Linked DNA regions of Homo sapiens: region 1 is linked to region 2. The links are chromatin contacts, found by Hi-C or POLR2A ChIA-PET in ENCODE. All regions are on one chromosome and are shown on one strand. The core of a region is the stretch at or near the end of the contact, and the rest is flanking DNA. Distances in the headings are between cores, read along the strand shown. Region 1 overlaps LOC124901235. Region 2 has its middle 190 kb from the start of LINC00242.

The links. Hi-C counts contacts between places; a loop is a spot of excess contacts on that map. ChIA-PET counts read pairs that join two places held with the same protein, here RNA polymerase II (POLR2A). Pooled maps may share reads with other maps.
Region 1: a pooled map shows a loop between it and region 2 (2.4-fold over the local background). The contact joins two enhancer-like sites. A Hi-C loop is called at or near these places in 1 of 50 pooled maps. POLR2A ChIA-PET finds 5 or more read pairs at or near these places in 3 of 52 experiments (OCI-LY7, WTC11 and activated naive CD4-positive, alpha-beta T cell).

The regions. Positions count from the first base shown.
Region 1 is chr6:170,457,848-170,461,110 of GRCh38, reverse strand. It overlaps LOC124901235, which reads left to right. Exons shown (of 3, transcript XM_047419615.1): 3 at 1-1,780. Among named protein-coding and RNA genes, the nearest start is that of PSMB1, 94 kb to the left of the region's middle. Within about 2 kb of position 1,475, at least 3 of the 41 ENCODE cell types and tissues checked have a DNase peak (open chromatin) inside an H3K27ac peak, as active enhancers do.
Region 2 is chr6:169,988,818-169,991,847 of GRCh38, reverse strand. No RefSeq gene overlaps it. Among named protein-coding and RNA genes, the nearest start is that of LINC00242, 190 kb to the right of the region's middle. Within about 2 kb of position 1,532, at least 4 of the 41 ENCODE cell types and tissues checked have a DNase peak (open chromatin) inside an H3K27ac peak, as active enhancers do.

The DNA of each region.
Region 1 (3,263 bases), core at 226-2,725, 470 kb before region 2:
TGAGCTCTTTGCCTGGTGGATGTTGCTATGAATTTTGGATTTTGATTATACGATGATAAAAATTACACAAAAATGCAAATGCTCTGCTATTCATTCAAATATGCAACAAATATTTGTGTACCCTCTATGTGCCAGATATTATGAATGTTGTATCTGCCATCATTTTTCTTAGAAAATTATTCAGCATTTCTTAGGCTACGCACGAGCTTAGTTATTCTTGACCTCCTAGGCATACCCAAACATTTAGTTAGTGCCTCAGGGCGCCTCATCTCCAGGCCTCTGATGTGCAGGCCCCCGGCCCCTGTGTTTTGTGGTCAGAGCACTCAGGAGCAGCCCCTTCGGTCTGAATGCATGCCATGTGAGTGTCTCATCTTTGCCATTAGGTACAAGGGATTCATACACATTTAACAGTTTATATATTTAATAGCTATTTTTCTAAGACGCTTAGCACAATGAACGCCAGCCACACAGGTCCCTGTGTGTTAAGGATGAGTGGAGGCCTCCATTTCCCACCCCCGTGCCCAAACCTGCAGTCATGATGCCTCTCTTGGGCGAGATCCGAACCCTAGGGGGCTTTTTGGGGTCCTCAGTGCTTCTCTGCTACCTCACTTGTTTCTGCTGAAATGGAAAACAAAGGAAGCTGTCTTCAGCAATAGGAGGGTACCAATTTGGTTTGAGGGCAAAGTGAAAGGTTCTTTGTGGCCCTAAAAACCACAGTAGGACCACTGAACTGTGGCTTTCCCAGGCCCCAGTGCATGCAAAGTCCTTGACACTCGAGTTGGAAAAAGTGGGGTATTAGGAGGAGGAAGTCTCAGCGCTCCTCTGTGGTCACTCACTGCTTCTCTCTCACTCCCTTTCTCCTTTTTCTCTCTCTGCGTCTCAGGCTTCAAGACCTCCGACATCTGGAGGCTCCATGCAAATCCCACCAAACGTGTGAAACTGCCTCAGTAGCCCACACGAAGTAGAATTGATAGGAAGTATGTGAGGGTTGAGGTGCACTGTGCTCATATGCATTGTGCTCATAGATGGGAAATTTTGTTTGTAAGCATTCAAATATCAATCGGATTTTTTACTTTCATATTTTGGAGAAAAGAATCTTTGCTCCAGTTCTTATGTATTTTTGGGAACCCTTGCAGAACTCATAGACCCCATAACCCTGGGGCACAGGGTTGGGGGTTAGACACCCCAAGGTCCTGTTTCCTGCTGAGGGACCTGGGCTAACGCCTCTGGCAACTCCTATTTCAAGCTTTAAATGAAGTGTTTCTTGGCTTCCCTTTCCTGCATTTGCTGTTCACAGAGTCCCCACCACCTTCAACTGTCACCTCATTTGCTCCACCAGGCACCGCTGAGATGGTCATCCTGCAAGAAAACTCTGATATTGTCACTCTTGTACATAAAGACTCCTGTGGCAGCACTTGCTTACTGTGAGGTCCAGCATGCGGCTGAGCCAGCAGGACTTTCACTTTCGGGTCTGACTCACATCCTCTCTTGTGTCCCCAGCCACCCCGACCCCCAGTGTGGGCATTCCCACTCATCGCTCTGTCCCCTTCACAACCTTGTGTCCCCGGCCACCCAGGATAGGGGCTCCTCCTGTGGGATAGGGGCTCCTCCTGTGGGATAGGGACTCCTCCTGTGGGATAGGGGCTCCTCCTGTGGCATAGGGACTCCTCCTGCAGGATATGAGCTCCTCTTACGGGATAGGGACTCCTCCTGTGGGATAGGGGCTCCTCCTGTGGGATAGGGGCTCCTCCTGTGGGATAGGGACTCCTATGGGATAGGGACTCCTCCTATGGGATAGTGGCTCCTCCTGTGGGATAGGGACTCCTCCTGTGGGATAGGGACTCCTCCTGCAGGATATGAGCTCCTCTTACGGGATAGGGACTCCTCCTGTGGGATAGGGGCTCCTCCTGTGGGATAGGGGCTCCTCCTGTGGGATAGGGACTCCTATGGGATAGGGACTCCTCCTATGGGATAGTGGCTCCTCCTGTGGGATAGGGACTCCTCCTGTGGGATAGGGGCTCCTCTTACGGGATAGGGACTCCTCCTGTGGGATAGGGGCTCCTCCTGTGGGATAGGGATTCCTCCTGTGGGATAGGGGCTCCTCCTGTGGGATAGGGGCTCCTCCTGTGGGATAGGGACTCCTCCTGTGGGATAGGGGCTCCTCCTGTGGCATAGGGACTCCTCCTGCAGGATATGAGCTCCTCTTACGGGATAAGGACTCCTCCTGTGGGATAGGGGCTCCTCCTGTGGGATAGGGGCTCCTCCTGTGGGATAGGGGCTCCTCCTGTGGGATAGGGGCTCCTCCTGTGGGATAGGGGCTCCTCCTGTGGGATAGGGATTCCTCCTGTGGGATAGGGGCTCCTCCTGTGGGATAGGGACTCCTCCTGTGGGATAGGGATTCCTCCTGTGGGATAGGGGCTCCTCCTGTGGGATAGGGACTCCTCCTGTGGGATAGGGGCTCCTCCTGTGGGATAGGGATTCCTCCTGTGGGATAGGGGCTCCTCCTGTGGGATAGGGGCTCCTCCTGCGGGATAGGGGCTCCTCCTGCGGGATAGGGACTCCTCCTGCGGGATAGGGACTCCTCCTGCGGGATAGGGGCTCCTCCTGCGGGATATGAGCTCCTCTTACGGGATAGGGGCTCCTCCTGCGGGATATGAGCTCCTCTTACGGGATAGGGGCTCCTCCTGTGGGATAGGGGCTCCTCCTGTGGGATAGGGATTCCTCCTGTGGGATAGGGGCTCCTCCTGTGGGATAGGGGCTCCTCCTGTGGGATAGGGGCTCCTCCTGTGGGATAGGGAGTCCTCCTGTGGGATAGGGGCTCCTCCTGTGGGATAGGGGCTCCTCCTGTGGGATAGGGACTCCTATGGGATAGGGACTCCTCCTATGGGATAGTGGCTCCTCCTGTGGGATAGGGACTCCTCCTGTGGGATAGGGGCTCCTCCTGTGGGATAGGGACTCCTCCTGTGGGATAGGGACTCCTCCTGTGGGATAGGGGCTCCTCCTGTGGGATAGGGGCTCCTCCTGTGGGATAGGGAGTCCTCCTGTGGGATAGGGGCTCCTCCTGTGTGATAGGGGCTCCTCCTGTGGGATAGGGGCTCCTCCTGTGGGATAGGGGCTCCTCCTGTGGGATAGGGACTCCTCCTGTGGGATAGGGACTCCTATGGGATAGGGACTCCTCCTATGGGATAGGGACTCCTCCTATGGGATAGGGACTCCTCCTGTGGGATAGGGACTCCTCCTGTGGGATAGGGGCTCCTCCTATG
Region 2 (3,030 bases), core at 283-2,782:
GAATCAGCTCATTGAGCTCCATAGAAAACTCTATTGGGACTTTGATTTGAATTGGGCTGAGTCTATAGATTCAAACTGGCTAAAATTGTCATTTCCTATCTATGAACATGATATATCTCTCCATTAATTTACACCATATAGGTGAGTATCTTTTACTCCTTGAAATAGGAAAGCTTATCTTAAAGAAAGCTAAATATAGAATGTTGGTAATTTGACCATATTTAAATTATAAACTTTTCTTCATCAAAAAACATCTTAAAAATTTCAGACTGGGAGATTTTGGAATACACGCAACTAAAAATGATAGATACCAAAGATCTTTTTTACAGACCTCTTCTGCAACGGAGTCCTTTCTTCTTGCTGCTGCAACAAATTTCCATGAATTTAGTGGCTTTAAAGAACACAAATTTATTTCCTTCCAGTTCTCAAGGTCAGAAATCCCGCCCAAGTCTTTGTGAGCGAAAATCCAGAAGTGGGCAGGGCTGGTTCCTTCTGGAGGCTCCTGGGAGAAACCCTCTCTGTGCTCTACCCCAGCCTCTGTCTGGTCTGTGCCTGGCCTTCTGGCCAGCCCGACCCTCCACCTCCCTCTTTTCCTTTTTATGGATGCCCGTGAGGACATCAGGCCCCCTGAATCATGTGGCAACACCTCCCTGCTCAGTGTCCTCGATTTAATGGCATTTGCACGGCCCCTCTTGCCACACAGGTGACACATTTCAGGTTCTGAGAATGGGCGTGGGCACCTTGTGGGCCGCTGTCCTGCAGACCTCACACCCACGAGGACCCTGAACAGCCCTGCAGGGTGATTGCAGAGGACACAGAAGGTGTTTCACAAATGAACTGGGCACCCACATGCGCTGCTCAGCCTGAGGCCCCATCCGACACCCATGGGACCTGCAGGAACAGAAAGTCTGGGTGTCCTGGTGTCAGGAGGGATGTGGGGCCATTTGCCTCCAAACCTTGAGGTCCGCGGTAGACTGGGCAGCCGCACTGGAAAGGACTTGGCACTCCTGCCTGGAGGGGGGCCAACCCTCACCCCTAACCCTGCGACTGCACCCGAAATCCCAGGGAAAGCGGGCAGGGCTACGTGGGCTGTGGAGGAGGCTCTGAGGCGGCTCTGAGTGGAGAGGGCCGCGCAGACTCAGGCACGATCCCCAGGCAGGGCCAATGCCTGGGTGGACCAGGAGTCATAGATGGGTGGACTTCAGGGGCTCAGCCTCCGTCCAGAGTAGCAAGTCCCAGGAGATTGCAGGCAACTGCCATCTCACACAATGGCAAATGGCTATAAAGAGAGTTAAATAGAATGTGAGAGCTAAAACCATATAAAAGGGAAAGTGAGGAAATAAAAGAGGCCAACATCTTGGCGGCGCTGCAGCTCCTGAGGTCGCCCGGTGCTTCCCGTGCCCTCGGAGCGCCTCCCACTGTGTGGGCTGAGATCGTCAGAGGTGCAGTTGTATGATGAAGAAAACACTCAGTGAGAATGCCGCTGTTACCCAGTGGCACTCTCAGTCGATGTGAGCAGAAAGCACACTGGTCCACAGACCTCTCTGGCGTTAACAAGAGGTCACTACACTCGGCTCCACTTCAAGTCACTGCCACAATCCACATAAACGGGAAGCTCCAAGGGGTAACCAGCGTGCAAGACGGGAGCCCATCACGTGAAGGGGCCTCATCCTTTATTTCCTGTAAAGCACACTCAGAAACCGACAATGCAAATCATCTTCCTGACAGGCCACACATGACATACAGACACGTGTTTATATTTTAAGGTAAGAAATGATCATTTTTACTTTATTCTAATAAGAGCTTCAGTTTTCCTTTAAATCATGCAGATAGCAAACTATTCAAAGCAGAGGGTGATAGGGGATTTCCGCTCCATCCAATCGTCCGTTTACTTCGATCTGGTTGACTGTGGGGTCTCATACTTGTGTGTGTTGTGTGTGTATGTGTGTGCATGTGAGTTTTATTGTGTGTACCTGTGTGTATGCATGTGTGTTGTGTATGCCCGTGTGTAATGTATATGCATATGCGTGTGTGCTCATGAGTGTTGTGTGTTGTGTACGTGTGTACATATGAGTGTGTTGTGTGTGCCTGTGTGTAATGTATATGCATATGTGTGTTTGCATTCTTGTGTGTGTTGTATGTGTGTAATGTATATGCACGTATGTGCTTGTGTGTGTCATGTGTGTGTGTATGTGTGTGTATGAGTTTTATTGTGTGTGCCTGTGTGTACTGTATAGGCATATGTGTGTATGTGAGGCTTGTGAGTGTGTATTATTGGAACACATGCATGTGTGTGAACATACAGGGGTGCATTTTGTGGACCGGGGACCACTGCGTGCAGAGCATTTCTGGGTGCTGAGGCATAGCACCAGAGGTCAGGGCCTGAGACCAGACACCCACAGAGGGGCCGACGGGCTGGCTGGCCTGAGCAGGTGCCAGGGGCCTGGTTTGGGGCTGGCCTGTTGGAGGTTAGAACCCAGCAGTAGCAGCTGAGGAAAGGGCGGGGAGACATCGGCTATTTGTGGCACTTCGCGTGGGGAGACAGAGTGCAGCCTGCTGGCCCTCGACACCATGAGAAAGGAACCACTCCGCACCTGCAGGTCCTGTGGAGGCTGCAGAGGTCCACGGGGCAGGTCCTTCTCTCAATTCATGTGTAATTTAAATGTGCCGCAGACACACACAAGGGTGGCCACAGGTCTGTGCGGATCAGAGAGGATGGGCTGCAGCACCAGCTGAGGACACGGCCAGGCCAGGAGGGCCGCGCACAGCCTGCCAGATCCAGGAACCTCTGGGTTAGCATCTCCAGACCAGCCTGGTGCTGGCTCCTTTGCTGACATGCACGTCCCAGCCCCACAGGGCTCATCCCGCCCAGCCAGGAGGTGGCCCGATGTGAACCCAAGAGTGTGATGGTGCCCGGCTGAGGGGGCCGTGGGAGGGGGAGGCCACTGGGTTGTGGGGAGGCTGAGCCTGGGGGAGCAGGACGGAGGCTGGCACCGGGTCGATCTTCAGGTGAGGAAGCCCTGGTCACAG